5 separate regions of the Mus musculus genome follow, and all the other regions are linked to region 1. A link is a contact called in ENCODE Hi-C or POLR2A ChIA-PET data. All regions are on one chromosome and are shown on one strand. Each heading gives the region's core, a stretch centred on a gene start or an enhancer-like site at or near the end of the contact. The rest is flanking DNA. Distances are from core to core; before and after follow the strand shown. Region 1 holds the start of H1f3 (H1.3 linker histone, cluster member). Region 2 holds the start of H2bc15 (H2B clustered histone 15). Region 3 holds the start of H2bc11 (H2B clustered histone 11). Region 4 holds the start of H1f5 (H1.5 linker histone, cluster member). Region 5 holds the start of H3c10 (H3 clustered histone 10).

Region 1 (2,700 bases), core at 40-2,539:
ATATTTTGGAGTTAAGACCAAAACCACATTTGTGATATTAGCCTCCACAGTCATGAGTGGGAATGAGTGAAGCTTCTTATGGTTTCAAGTTTGTAGTCCCATGGTTGATCCCTTTTCCAGAAACTTTATTCTTGCTGCAGTTATCATAATGATAACTGACTATGAAATGTTTAAGTCCTTTGGTGGATACCACCTGCTAATTCTTTTGTTTGTGACAGACTATATTATATATGTAATATATGTAATGAGGTCAGCAGCTATCATGGAAATTAAAAAACAGATTTTCTTTCACATTCTGCTTGTTTTTAATAATGAAATTCAAATCATTTTAAAACTGGAAATATGCAGAAAACTGTTGTGATAAGTGTTGGCAAGGGGAAACAGCTGCATAACACAGGTCCTGAAACACGGCATATAACACAGCTGTAAACTTTGTACTCTAAACACGGAGTGAGTTGCTAAGTCAGGTTATATCTCACTGTTCTTCAGCTCCCAGTTGCTAAACTTCTGTTCCTTCTTGACCTAGGTATCTTTTTTCTGTACATGTGATAGTTGGTGTACATTTCTCTATCAAATCTGAAAAATATGTGCTTTCAGCTTTTGATCTACAATAGGGATGGCACAGACTCATCACGTCTCCAGAAAATGGCTAAATCACTAAAACAGGAAAACCGAAGGGGAATTACACACTGGTATCTCAAATATCATTAAAAAATCCAATCGATATTTTCTACAATAATCATTCCCCCGGTATGCACTGCTTTCCCATCTAGTGCCAATTCCTACAGCTTGGTGCAGATAGCCCTGGAAGCTTGTGTTGTTGCTTTCTCGAAAAACTCAAATTTCCCTATGTATTTCCGTGAAAACAAGTTATTTCATAGAGTCCTGAAATGATAAGAATGTGAGGAACCATGTCCTGAAACAAAAGTTTGCTAATGACCGCGAGAGAAGTAGTATTTTTAAGGAAAACCTTAAAGTTGTCCCAATTTTCGTCAAGTTTGAAAGAGAGTTGGGGCAATCAGAGAAGTTTCAGGGTGCCGATTTTGAACATAGGTGCACAAATTAAGGCAAGAATGTAGCCTACAGGCTCTCGGATCAGTTTCCCCCAAGTCCCTAATTATTTCGTGCCCATATTTTTTATATTTTTATACTTTTTTGAGGGGCAACAAACACAGCCACAAGGCAAAGCTGAAGATCCTTTCTCTGGCAACGCGGCGCACGGCGCACGGCGCAGGGAACCAATCACCACGCAGCTTCTCTCTATATAAACCCAGAGCCTGCAGCACTGGGAACAACCTTCTCTGACTGTTTGTGCTTACTTTTTGCTTTACTAGTAAAGCTTAGAACATGTCCGAGACCGCTCCCGCGGCGCCTGCTGCCCCTGCACCTGTGGAGAAGACACCTGTGAAGAAGAAGGCGAAGAAGACCGGCGCCGCTGCTGGGAAGCGCAAGGCGTCCGGACCCCCGGTGTCCGAGCTCATCACCAAGGCTGTGGCCGCCTCCAAGGAGCGCAGCGGCGTGTCCCTGGCTGCGCTCAAGAAGGCGCTGGCGGCCGCGGGGTACGATGTGGAGAAGAACAACAGCCGCATCAAGCTCGGGCTGAAGAGCCTGGTGAGCAAGGGTACCCTGGTGCAGACCAAGGGCACCGGCGCCTCCGGCTCCTTCAAACTCAACAAGAAGGCGGCTTCCGGTGAGGCTAAGCCCAAGGCTAAGAAGGCAGGCGCGGCCAAGGCCAAGAAGCCTGCGGGAGCAGCCAAGAAGCCTAAGAAGGCGACTGGTGCTGCCACACCCAAAAAGACGGCCAAGAAGACTCCGAAGAAGGCGAAGAAGCCTGCGGCGGCTGCCGGCGCCAAGAAAGTTTCCAAGAGTCCCAAGAAGGTGAAGGCTGCTAAGCCCAAGAAGGCAGCAAAGAGTCCAGCCAAGGCCAAGGCTCCCAAGGCTAAGGCTTCCAAGCCTAAAGCTTCTAAGCCGAAGGCCACCAAGGCAAAGAAGGCTGCCCCTCGCAAGAAGTAGAGTGGTGCGTCCTGCTTTGAAAATCTCAAACGGCTCTTTTCAGAGCCACCCACAACCTCATTCAAAAGAGCTGAGCCTTTTTCTGGTTTTCTCATGGTATGTCCGCTGACTCTGGCTATGTGTTCCGAAGCAGATCAATTCTGTGCACTTTGTTATGGGTACATTTAGGAGCATCTATAAACTCTAGTTGAGCGATAGATTGTATCATTTTCAGCTCTAGCTGGACTTCTGGCCGGCAGTTTTTTGCTTCTGTGTGTGCTCCACACACGTGTTCATATTCCAAGAGTTTGGCGGGAAGTCCTTTCTAATGTCGCCTAGGCGTGATAAGGCATTAGGGGGGTTCTCTAGGAAGCTACTCTCACAATAGTGGCTACAGGCTGGAGCCTCTGTTTTAAGTTTTCCAATCCGGCTACACAAGGTGGTTTTGAGAATTAACCAATCAAGCCGTACTTTCAGTCATGGGTGTTGCACCAATCAGAGATTGTGATATTAAGATTTACATTTACGTACTGGGACGCTGGCGTTTTTTCTCTGTCCCCGCCCCTTTGTTCACTTCAGAGCTCTGGAATTCCGTCCTAAGAATTTTTAATTGTGTTTTCCGAGAAATTGAAAGCGCTCCTATTTCCTCCAAACTTAGCCACCTTCGCAGTTTTTAGGCACTGATCACATTGCCACTATAAGTGTGGA
Region 2 (2,700 bases), core at 34-2,533, 1.8 Mb before region 1:
TGCTAATTTCTTCTACTGACTCAGAATAAATAGAAATATACTGAATTGTATATCTTCGGCATTTCTTCGGCAAGTCTGTTGGCAGCAGAGGGTTTTTTTGTTTGTTTGTTTTTAACATTTTCTTTAACCTCAGCCTCCTTAAAAGTTTGTGCAACCACGGTAACCTTTATCTTGCATGTAAGTTATAAGGTGTTTACAAAAAAAAAAAATCTTCTGCAATGTAACAGAAAAGGTTGAAAGGGGGTATAAAGCTGAACAGATTCCCAAATTTTATAAAAACGACAGACGTCATCCTGTAAATGCTGAGGGAACTAAGTAGTCCCTAAGCTGTAACTTGCTCTTCCTCCTAGAATGCACTACAGGAAGATACAAGCAAACTTCGTGGCCTGAAACATTAAAACGTAGTAATAGCTACTAGTATTTATAGGTCAGTAAATTAAATTTCACACTGGCTTGTATAAATAGGTTGGATGCAACAATTCTAAAGGCATTAATAAAACTAGGGTTAGGTTCACATTATCTCAGTGTTGCACTCATTAGCCCAATAATGATCCAAAGTAGCACAACTCCTCCAAGTGTTTTTGTAGGTGGCTCTGAAAAGAGCCTTTGGTGGTTGGAAAGGGTTGCTTTCTATCAAGGGCCTCACTTCCCCTTGGCCTTGTGGTGGGTCTCGGTCTTCTTGGGCAGCAGCACGGCCTGGATGTTGGGCAGGACGCCGCCCTGCGCGATGGTCACGCGGCCCAGCAGCTTGTTGAGCTCCTCGTCGTTGCGGATGGCCAGCTGCAGGTGGCGCGGGATAATGCGCGTCTTCTTGTTGTCGCGGGCCGCGTTGCCCGCCAGCTCCAGGATCTCGGCCGTCAGGTACTCTAGCACGGCTGCCAGGTACACCGGGGCGCCGGCGCCCACGCGCTCCGAGTAGTTGCCTTTGCGGAGCAGCCGGTGCACGCGGCCCACGGGGAACTGCAGGCCGGCCCGGGAGGAGCGGGTCTTGGCCTTGGCGCGAGCCTTGCCACCCTGCTTGCCTCTTCCTGACATGGTAGAACCTAGAATATAAGCCTGCTCAGTAAGTGGTTTGAAGGCAAAGCTGACAGTATTTATAGTCAATGCAGGGCATGAAAAAGTAGGAATTTCATTGGTTACATAGAAGCATTGCACCTAGACCAATAACAGAGTTGCATTGAAAAGCCCTTGCTATGATTGGGTATTTGGTGGATGACGACTGCTAATTCGCGATAGCTATAGCCACAAGTTTGTTTAAAAGGCAGCCTGTGCAGACACACTTTACATTTCTTTTCTTTCTGTATCTTTAGGCTTTTGGTCAGTTCCTACCATGCCTGAACCCGCTAAGTCCGCTCCCGCCCCGAAGAAGGGGTCCAAGAAGGCCGTCACCAAGGCCCAGAAGAAGGACGGCAAGAAGCGCAAGCGCAGCCGCAAGGAGAGCTACTCGGTGTACGTGTACAAGGTGCTGAAGCAAGTGCACCCCGACACCGGCATCTCCTCCAAGGCCATGGGCATCATGAACTCGTTCGTGAACGACATCTTCGAGCGCATCGCGAGCGAGGCGTCCCGCCTGGCGCATTACAACAAGCGCTCGACCATCACATCCCGGGAGATCCAGACGGCCGTGCGCCTGCTGCTGCCCGGGGAGCTGGCCAAGCACGCCGTGTCGGAGGGCACCAAGGCTGTCACCAAGTACACCAGCTCCAAGTGAGTTCCTTTAACTCACACTCCTAACCCAAAGGCTCTTTTCAGAGCCACCCACACTTTCAACTAAAAAAGGCTGTTGCCCTGTATTCACTTTGGGGTTCCTCTAACTCACTCCTGAAACAAAGGCTCTTTTTAGAGCCACTCACTTTATTGGAAGGATGTGCACTTTGTGAGATAATTGCTTAGAAATCTAAAGACTTATGGAAGGTGTCAATTCCAGAGGTTCATGACTAGAAAGTTCCCTTCCACACTATAAACTTAACTGGTCTTAACCTATACATATAGCACCTATTCCTACCCTCTTGAATACAGTGTTGTAAGCCGTCTTTCTTTTTTCCCTCCTCTTTGCATTAATTTAACAGAAGTAAAACATACACTCATCTTGTCCTTATCAGTTAGTGGCTTCATTAGCCAATTACTGTGCTGCGCGGGCAATTTCAAATTTAAGCGCCAGAGATAGTGGCGTTTGTTTCTCCACCATTCTTGGGGTGCTTCCCTTATCCACTGTTTCTGATGCTTGGAACAAATTTAAAAGGAAAAGTCAGGCCTTTGCCTGCTGTTTCCTTATTCTCACCTTAATGGGATTTTCAGTTTAAATATTGCAATAGATTAGTTGAAACATTTTTAAATCTTTCTGGAATCTACACGAAATCGCTCCAGTTCTTTTGGTGGTACATTTTTATATGATTAGTGTATTCTAGTGACTCCCAGCTCATAAGCAACAGTTTTGAATTTTTTGTTTGTTTGTTTAGGGGACATGGCATTCTTTCAGACAAACTAGTAGAAATAGATACATGTTTCTTCATTTTTTTAAATGAATTAATCGAGATAAATTAACAATACATGTCATATACAGAAGAAAACAGCTGAAATAAATTTCAGGCATGTTTTAGGAGGTTCACATACAATAGCACTTCATAAAATCAAAACCAAATTAGTTTTGAAGTTCATATAAAAGTGTGTGATTACCAACTAATAATATTGATAAGTGAA
Region 3 (2,700 bases), core at 106-2,605, 1.5 Mb before region 1:
TTGGCTCTGTCTCCCCAATGCTAGGATTAAAGGCTTGTTAGGATTAAACACATGGTTCAATATTTAAGTCACACAGGTCCAGAAATAATTCTAGCACAGGAAAACTAAACAAAATTATGTATTTAAGGTAACAAAAGATTATAAATGCTGGAGGAACTCCAGTTAGAAGTCTCAAAGAAACCAGATTTTACAGTGTATTTACCTGAGGTTTACAATGTTAAAACTACACGGGAGGTAGAGGATGGCTCTACAGGACACAAGGGAAAAGTGACTCTACTTGCTGAGATGCACACTATACAAACCCTCTCCTTTAAGAAACCTAAGGCCTAATCCTACTTAGTGACTTAATATTGAGTCTCTAGGGACAGCCCGCCCAAACCAGTGCCAAAGATGTGGTGGCCTAGTTTTCCTTGTGCACTGACTTTATGAATATAGACGCTGGCTCATTAACTATAGACGGCCACAAAATGTTTTCATTCTAATTCCATTCCATTCCATTCAGTGCAAAAACAAGTTACTAATGACAAACTGGAATTTAGCCTAACTTGCTAAAAAGGAAACCTACGGCGCTATGCCCGTGAGTCTGTTCAATTCCTTTCCAGAAAGCTAAGTGCTAAGCCCTTGTTAGGAAAGGTTAGGTGGCTCTGAAAAGAGCCTTTGTTGGCGATCAACAGTGCTTTGTATAAAGGGTTTTATTTCCCCTTGGCCTTGTGGTGGCTCTCGGTCTTCTTGGGCAGCAGCACGGCCTGGATGTTGGGCAGGACGCCGCCCTGCGCGATGGTCACGCGGCCCAGCAGCTTGTTGAGCTCCTCGTCGTTGCGGATGGCCAGCTGCAGGTGGCGCGGGATGATGCGCGTCTTCTTGTTGTCGCGGGCCGCGTTGCCCGCCAGCTCCAGGATCTCGGCCGTCAGGTACTCCAGCACGGCCGCCAGGTAGACCGGGGCGCCGGCGCCCACGCGCTCCGAGTAGTTGCCCTTGCGGAGCAGCCGGTGCACGCGGCCCACGGGGAACTGCAGGCCGGCCCGGGAGGAGCGGGTCTTGGCCTTGGCGCGAGCCTTGCCGCCCTGTTTGCCGCGTCCAGACATTGTAAAGATTAAACAGCCTTAGTGACAACTGTACGTTCCCAAAGAGCAAGAGCTTGGTCCTTATAGTTTTCTCTGGGCGCGAAAAGGAACGTTCGGGATTGGCTGCGTTCTTTTCATCTAGACCAATGGAAAGCGATTATAGCAACAAGTATTTTGATTGGGCCAAAGCCTATATGACGTCATCAAACCAATCACCCAATCATCATTTTGCTTTCCTAAGCTTTATTTGAATAAGGCCTCTTTAAAAGGGAAGAGCCGATCAGCTTCTGTGGTATAGCTCTACGTAGAGGTCCTGCTTCACTATGCCTGAGCCTGCGAAGTCCGCTCCCGCCCCGAAGAAGGGCTCCAAGAAGGCCGTCACCAAGGCCCAGAAGAAGGACGGCAAGAAGCGCAAGCGCAGCCGCAAGGAGAGCTACTCGGTGTACGTCTACAAGGTGCTGAAGCAAGTGCACCCCGACACCGGTATCTCCTCCAAGGCCATGGGCATCATGAACTCGTTCGTGAACGACATCTTCGAGCGCATCGCGAGCGAGGCGTCCCGCCTGGCGCATTACAACAAGCGCTCGACCATCACGTCCCGGGAGATCCAGACGGCCGTGCGCCTGCTGCTGCCCGGGGAGCTGGCCAAGCACGCGGTGTCGGAGGGCACCAAGGCCGTCACCAAGTACACCAGCTCCAAGTGAGCGCTCCAGGCTGACACCAAATCCAAAGGCTCTTTTCAGAGCCACGCACAATTTTTAAAGAGAGCTGCTGCATGTCTACTGCTAACTTATGTTTTTGGCGTTTGACCACAGCCAGGTTGGTATCTGAATACTGGTATACAGGGTAGTTACTTTGCATTACAGTAATTTTTTTTTTTGTCCTTTAATTTTAGTTGGTAGTTGTTACCCCTAGACCATTAAACATAGTACTCTATTCCTGAGAAGGATATGCCTGTACTATCCATAAACTGAACAGGAAGCTCAATGAATTTTCAGATGCTATTAGGATTTCATATAACTCAACTGAGTGTCTTTAGACTCCTAATTCAGTAAGCCATTAGTAACGACTATAGGAAGTGGATGGTAATTGCTGAAGAATGTAATGGATACTTGGATACCACATTTTTTCATCAGTTATACTTCAATTTGTCTCCCCGAGCCAAACCTACCCCTTTAAAGTGGAATAGATCCAGTCTCAGTAATGAACAGCTTCTCTTTTTGTCAATAAGCACATTTCTAAATAATCTAAATAACTGCTCAATGTTCTAGGTTAAGTCCAGCAGTGTAGTCTCAAATCTTGTAGCTCAGTGTCTGGGTATCACAAAAAGGAGAGCTAAAAGGAACTGTTGGCTCCAGGGAAGAGTTGTCAGATTTTTCCATTTAGTTGAAGATTAGTTGAAAAGATATGTCTCCATCTTGTGGCCATTTAGGATAACACAGTTTGGATTAGCTAGAGTCTAACTGCATATGTCAGAGTCTTCCCAGCAGACTCCAATGTCTCTTGTCCTTTACTTACTTGGTGATGGAATATATGTCATTTAGGGTTTTCAACTTCTATACTAAACTCTAGTCAGACTTCCAGGTTAGGCACAACCTTGGTTAAAAAAAGACTTGAACAAACAATGACTCTGAGT
Region 4 (2,700 bases), core at 116-2,615, 1.8 Mb before region 1:
CTAAGAGCCCTTCCAGTAGGGCCCGGACTTTCACCAGCTATTAAGATGAAAAGTAAACTTTTAAAGTGTGTGTGTGTGGGGGGGGGGGGGGGTGCGTAGGACGGTATCCGCACTGGTTGCGTTTTAGACAAACTAAGGCGATGAATATCGCGTTATCTGTAAACGTCATAAAATGACTGTCCAATCAAGTTTAAAGTTAGTAATAAAACACCGTACCATTGGTTTAGGTGATACTTTAGCATACAGCCAATGAATTCGATCTTTTTCGCGCCCTGCGTTGGCTACTGTGTGGAAGCCTCACTTCACCCTAACAAAGTTAATGTTACCAGTGCTTCCATACTCACGCAGGCTCAACCAGCTAGCACATGGAGGTAGGGAAATGAATGTGTGCAGTTATGGCTCACGTACAAAGGTCACCAGGTGACCATAGTACCTAACAGCCATCGTAACGGAGTCTTACCTTGTAGATTGTGAGCACAGGAATCGTGGCAGATAAGGGTTCCAGTTAACTGTCCCAATCGAGACAGACCATGGAAAGCATAAGTGTGTACAGCTACATTCACAGAGCTCTCTAGGTGGCTCTGAAAAGAGCCTTTGGGGCTTTGTTGCTGTCGCAAGCAAACCTACTTCTTTTTGGAAACAGCCTTCTTGGCCTTGGCAGCCTTAGGCTTAGCGGTCTTAGGCTTGGTAACCTTAGGTTTGGATGCCTTAGACTTCACCGCCTTGGGCTTGGCCGGGCTCTTTGCTGCTTTTTTAGGCTTGGCAGCAGCCTTGGCCTTCTTAGGACTCTTGGCAACTTTCTTCACTCCAGCCGCCGCAGGCTTCTTCGCTTTCTTTGGAGTTTTCTTCACGGTCTTCTTTGCCCCCGCAGTCTTCTTAGGCTTTTTAGGGGTAGCACCTGCAGGCTTCTTGGCCTTGGCAGCCCCGGTCTTCTTAGCCTTGGGCTTGGCCTCGCCAGAAGCCGCCTTCTTGTTAAGCTTGAAGGAACCAGAGGCGCCGGTGCCCTTGGTCTGCACCAGGGTACCCTTGCTCACCAGACTCTTGAGCCCAAGCTTGATGCGGCTGTTGTTCTTCTCCACATCGTAGCCACCAGCAGCCAGTGCCTTCTTAAGGGCAGGCAGGGACACGCCGCCGCGCTCCTTAGAGGCAGAAACAGCCTTAGTGATGAGCTCGGACACCGGGGGGCCAGTGGCCTTGCGCTTCGCCGCGCCAGCTTTTTTCGTTGTCTTCTTCTTGGCGGGAGACTTCTCTACAGGAGCCGGAGCCGCGGTCTCAGCGGGAGCAGTCTCAGACATGGCGAGAACAAAAAGCTTGCTAGTTGCGAGAAAACTAAAAGAAATCTAACGCGAAGAGCAAATTTTGCGATGCTCCTTTGCTCAGGCTCCTGGTTTATATAAGCCGGTGCTGGGCTGTGATTGGTGGAGCGGCCAATCCACCGCCCTCTGCCCGCGGCGACTCAAGGTTACAATCCCAAATTGTGTTTGTTAGTCCCCAAATTTTTACTTACTGCCGAAAATAATAACACAGAAATTGGCAGTTTGGAGTTCCAAGGGAGAACAGCCTTCGGTTTCACGTACCTGTGTGTGCTTTTTTGAATCACGCGCAACTGACTAAAAATATTTTTAAAAATCCTTCCAGTGTTTACAAAAAAATCCACCAAGCAGAGCGCATCGTGAGAGTTACTTGCATATTTCTGTTAACTTTTACGAAGTATGCAAGGAACATTACTTAAGAGAATTTGTACAAAGATGCCGCCTTTAATTTGTGCAAGAGTAGAACTAATAGTTCTTTTGGTTTGTGCAAAAACGTTGTTTGTGTCTGTAGCAAATAACACAGGCTAGAGTGCCTGGTTGGCTCCAGACTAAAATTAACCACTTTAGATATTTCTCTTTAAAAATGGTTCAAGCTCCTAGTACTTCGCATGCATTGATATCTTTAATGGAGAACGCAATATTTCCAGTGTGATAGCGACTTCTTTGAAGTAAGGAGATTAGAAATCATTATATTTAGGAGCTGCTGGTGTAGCAGTTACCACTTGCTGCTCTTGGGGTTTGGGTTTAGTTCCCAGCACCCACAGGACAGTTTGCAACTGTCTATACCTCCTGTTCCAGGGGATCTCGGACCTTCTGCAAGACTGGCCCAGTACCAAGCATACAAGTGATGCACATACATACAGGTAGGCAAACCCTCATTCACAGAAAGGTTTAAAACATATACTTAAAAAGGAATTGCTAAATTCAGATGACAATGGCCTTATTTCTAAGTAAAAATAAATTAGATATGGTTCTGAGAAACGGGCTTTCACCATTTCCTAGGGATATTTGTAGACAGAAAATACATTAAAAAATATTTTACATTAGAAAAATTCTAAAACTTTCAAAAAATTTTCAGGGAGATCCCACTGCTCTCAAATGAGATGGCCAGTGAGATTTTGAAAGTATTTAGCAAACAGCACAGCCACACTCTTAAGTAAATAGCCAATAACAATATTGATATTTTTGCGTGTTTAGATGGCAAGCAGGCCAATATTCTAGAATACTATTGGGTGACCTATACTTATACAAATTCAAAGATTTGGAGAAGCTGGCACACATCTTTAATCCAGGAATTTGGGAGGCAGAGGCAGGTGGAACTCTGAGCTCAAGACCAGTCTGAAGTCTATAAATCTAGTTCCAGGACACCTAGGCTTACACAGAGAAA
Region 5 (2,700 bases), core at 175-2,674, 1.8 Mb before region 1:
GCTGCATTTTAAACAAACTTACGGCTATGCCGAACCTGAATCACCATACGTCATGTACTAACAGTCCAATCAAAACAAGGGATTTTCAAAACCAGGGCGCCATTGGTAACCAATGTGTAACCAATGAAATCTCTCCGTTTTCGCGTCCAGCCTTGACTATATATACTATGCGTATACCGTTTTTGCTTCTTACTGCGGTGGTTATCTACAGCTGAGTTATGTCTGGACGCGGCAAGCAGGGCGGCAAGGCTCGCGCCAAGGCCAAGACTCGCTCCTCCCGGGCCGGCCTGCAGTTCCCCGTGGGCCGCGTGCACCGGCTGCTCCGCAAGGGCAACTACTCGGAGCGCGTGGGCGCCGGCGCCCCGGTGTACCTGGCGGCCGTGCTGGAGTACCTGACGGCCGAGATCCTGGAGCTGGCGGGCAACGCGGCCCGCGACAACAAGAAGACGCGCATCATCCCGCGCCACCTGCAGCTGGCCATCCGCAACGACGAGGAGCTCAACAAGCTGCTGGGCCGCGTGACCATCGCGCAGGGCGGCGTCCTGCCCAACATCCAGGCCGTGCTGCTGCCCAAGAAGACCGAGAGCCACCACAAGGCCAAGGGGAAGTGAAACCAAACATTACGAATCACCAAAGGCTCTTTTCAGAGCCACTCACTTTCTCCAAAGAGACCTAAACACTACTGGGATAGTGCATTGTGGGAAATACGTGTATTACCTCTCCTAGTTTTCCCTGGCTTGTGGTTAGTTCAACCCCCTAACCTTAGCTAAGAGTATATTGGTTTTTGGAAGGCAGGCACCCAACCTCGGACCTAGTACATAAAACAGACACATCTTGAACTCCAGGCCAGCCTACTCTGCAGGACGAGTTCCAGGACAGACCGGACTGCACAAAGAATTGTCTTGAAATGTTCCTTTATCAGCACATATGCTGATAAACAACTAATCACTGTACAATCAATCCTCACTTGAATCCTGTTTATGTGCATGATTGACAAGTCCTGCCATTTGGCAAAGTCAAAATCAGCAAAGGATGTTAAAGCATTTGGTGGTATCACAGCTAAAAACATTTCCCCTAGACACCCTCCCCCCTACACACACACCTCGTTCGGCAAATTGAATTCCAGGGGGTCAATGTTCTTAGAGCCTCTTTTTAAAGTCACTACCTACCTTTTACACATCTTTTCATTTAATCTGAAGTAGGAAAAAGAAAGTAAGAAAAGTGCTTTTAATAAAAATTACATTGATTTAAACGAACCTGCGGCGGGATTTTCTTTTCAATGAGGAAATTGCACACTTGGTTAAACCATGTTCAGACTGCGAAAACAAAAGGACTCACCAGCCAATTAAGTTGATCTGGCAGCCATTTTGACCAATCAGAACTCGGCCGTCTGTATAAATTTTGGTGGTTGAAGCTTTCCCTCCATCACTTTGCTTTGGAAGCTCGGGTGTTACCATGGCTCGTACTAAGCAGACCGCTCGCAAGTCCACCGGCGGCAAGGCCCCGCGCAAGCAGCTGGCCACCAAGGCCGCCCGCAAGAGCGCCCCGGCCACCGGCGGCGTGAAGAAGCCTCACCGCTACCGTCCCGGCACCGTGGCGCTGCGCGAGATCCGGCGCTACCAGAAGTCGACCGAGCTGCTGATCCGCAAGCTGCCGTTCCAGCGCCTGGTGCGCGAGATCGCGCAGGACTTCAAGACCGACCTGCGCTTCCAGAGCTCGGCCGTCATGGCTCTGCAGGAGGCCTGTGAGGCCTACCTCGTGGGTCTGTTTGAGGACACCAACCTGTGCGCCATCCACGCCAAGCGTGTCACCATCATGCCCAAGGACATCCAGCTGGCCCGCCGCATCCGCGGGGAGAGGGCTTAAAGTTCGTCTTTCTGTGTTTTTCAAAGGCTCTTTTCAGAGCCACCCAAACCTACACAAAGGTGCTGTTGACTTATAGGCCAATTGGAGTTTTTTCTTGGAACGGTAGCCAGGTTCTAACAGTTTTTCTTAGCTGAGGGATGCTCTTTAGAGTGTCTTAAGTTGGTGAGTATTCTGCAAAATCCAATATACTTAAACTGAACATTACCTCTAATTTCCCCAAATGCACTTACTGTTCGGTTTCTTGAAGGATTTTTAATTATTTTGCCAGCAATATAAGGCCGGCGGAGTCAATTATAGGCACTTAAATTCATGGTTTCCTATGTCTTATACATGGAATTGCTGGAAGCATTTTAACTGCTCAGCTATCCAGTCCCAAGAGAACCTGAGTTAGTTTTGTATACCAGAAGTCCCCTGGTTAAATGGTTGGATGGGTGGAGAAACATGAAGAAAACCATAGGGAAGACGTATAGCCCAGAACAACCCAAAGTGCTACAACCAGCTTCTTGGCCTATGAGGGCTGCCTATAATTCTAACATTTCCTTTTCACCAAAGTGTTCAGCTTTTTATGGCCCAGTGACCTATGCACCATTCCTGTCACTTTGCAAGAGAAGGTCTACTCCCTAGCAATCATGTGTCTTCCTGTAACACCAACACAACAGAGGCCTAAATAGATACCAAAGACTAGTTAGCTAACTTATCCCTTGGCTCAGGTTTGGAATCGAAGACTTCAAAAGTGATGAGGCCTATGTGGACCTCTACCCACACTGCGCAACCTATATCACATTACTACACCCACGGCACAAAAAGGCAAAATAAGTTTTAGGTAGAATATCA

Evidence for each region. A loop is a pair of places that touch in the nucleus more often than their neighbours do. ChIA-PET counts read pairs that join two places held with the same protein, here RNA polymerase II (POLR2A).
Region 2: a loop to region 1 is called in a map of v-Abl transformed pro-B cells, with 3 times the contacts of the local background. The contact joins the promoter of H2bc15 here to the promoter of H1f3 in region 1. A Hi-C loop is called at or near these places in 1 of 37 maps with a recorded cell type or tissue (v-Abl transformed pro-B cells). POLR2A ChIA-PET finds 5 or more read pairs at or near these places in 3 of 5 experiments (Patski and embryonic stem cell).
Region 3: a loop to region 1 is called in a map of T-helper 17 cell, with 3 times the contacts of the local background. The contact joins the promoter of H2bc11 here to the promoter of H1f3 in region 1. A Hi-C loop is called at or near these places in 1 of 37 maps with a recorded cell type or tissue (T-helper 17 cell). POLR2A ChIA-PET finds 5 or more read pairs at or near these places in 4 of 5 experiments (Patski and embryonic stem cell).
Region 4: POLR2A ChIA-PET joins it to region 1 with 11 read pairs in Patski. The contact joins the promoter of H1f5 here to the promoter of H1f3 in region 1. POLR2A ChIA-PET finds 5 or more read pairs at or near these places in 3 of 5 experiments (Patski and embryonic stem cell).
Region 5: POLR2A ChIA-PET joins it to region 1 with 32 read pairs in Patski. The contact joins the promoter of H3c10 here to the promoter of H1f3 in region 1. POLR2A ChIA-PET finds 5 or more read pairs at or near these places in 2 of 5 experiments (Patski and embryonic stem cell).

The regions. Positions count from the first base shown.
Region 1 is chr13:23,553,743-23,556,442 of GRCm38, forward strand. It overlaps H1f3 (H1.3 linker histone, cluster member), which reads left to right and starts at 1,290. Exons shown (of 1, transcript NM_145713.4): 1 at 1,290-2,065. The coding sequence starts at 1,348. The coding sequence ends at 2,013.
Region 2 is chr13:21,752,793-21,755,492 of GRCm38, forward strand. It overlaps H2bc15 (H2B clustered histone 15), which reads left to right and starts at 1,284. Exons shown (of 1, transcript NM_178201.3): 1 at 1,284-1,761. The coding sequence starts at 1,331. The coding sequence ends at 1,711. H2ac15 (H2A clustered histone 15) reads right to left here and starts at 1,120. Exons shown (of 1, transcript NM_178183.2): 1 at 585-1,120. The coding sequence starts at 1,035. The coding sequence ends at 643.
Region 3 is chr13:22,041,843-22,044,542 of GRCm38, forward strand. H2bc11 (H2B clustered histone 11) reads left to right here and starts at 1,356. Exons shown (of 1, transcript NM_178198.3): 1 at 1,356-1,816. The coding sequence starts at 1,388. The coding sequence ends at 1,768. It overlaps H2ac11 (H2A clustered histone 11), which reads right to left and starts at 1,107. Exons shown (of 1, transcript NM_178186.3): 1 at 636-1,107. The coding sequence starts at 1,085. The coding sequence ends at 693.
Region 4 is chr13:21,779,260-21,781,959 of GRCm38, forward strand. It overlaps H1f5 (H1.5 linker histone, cluster member), which reads right to left and starts at 1,366. Exons shown (of 1, transcript NM_020034.2): 1 at 573-1,366. The coding sequence starts at 1,295. The coding sequence ends at 624.
Region 5 is chr13:21,716,204-21,718,903 of GRCm38, forward strand. It overlaps H3c10 (H3 clustered histone 10), which reads left to right and starts at 1,425. Exons shown (of 1, transcript NM_178206.2): 1 at 1,425-1,912. The coding sequence starts at 1,456. The coding sequence ends at 1,866. H2ac13 (H2A clustered histone 13) reads left to right here and starts at 209. Exons shown (of 1, transcript NM_178182.2): 1 at 209-656. The coding sequence starts at 219. The coding sequence ends at 611.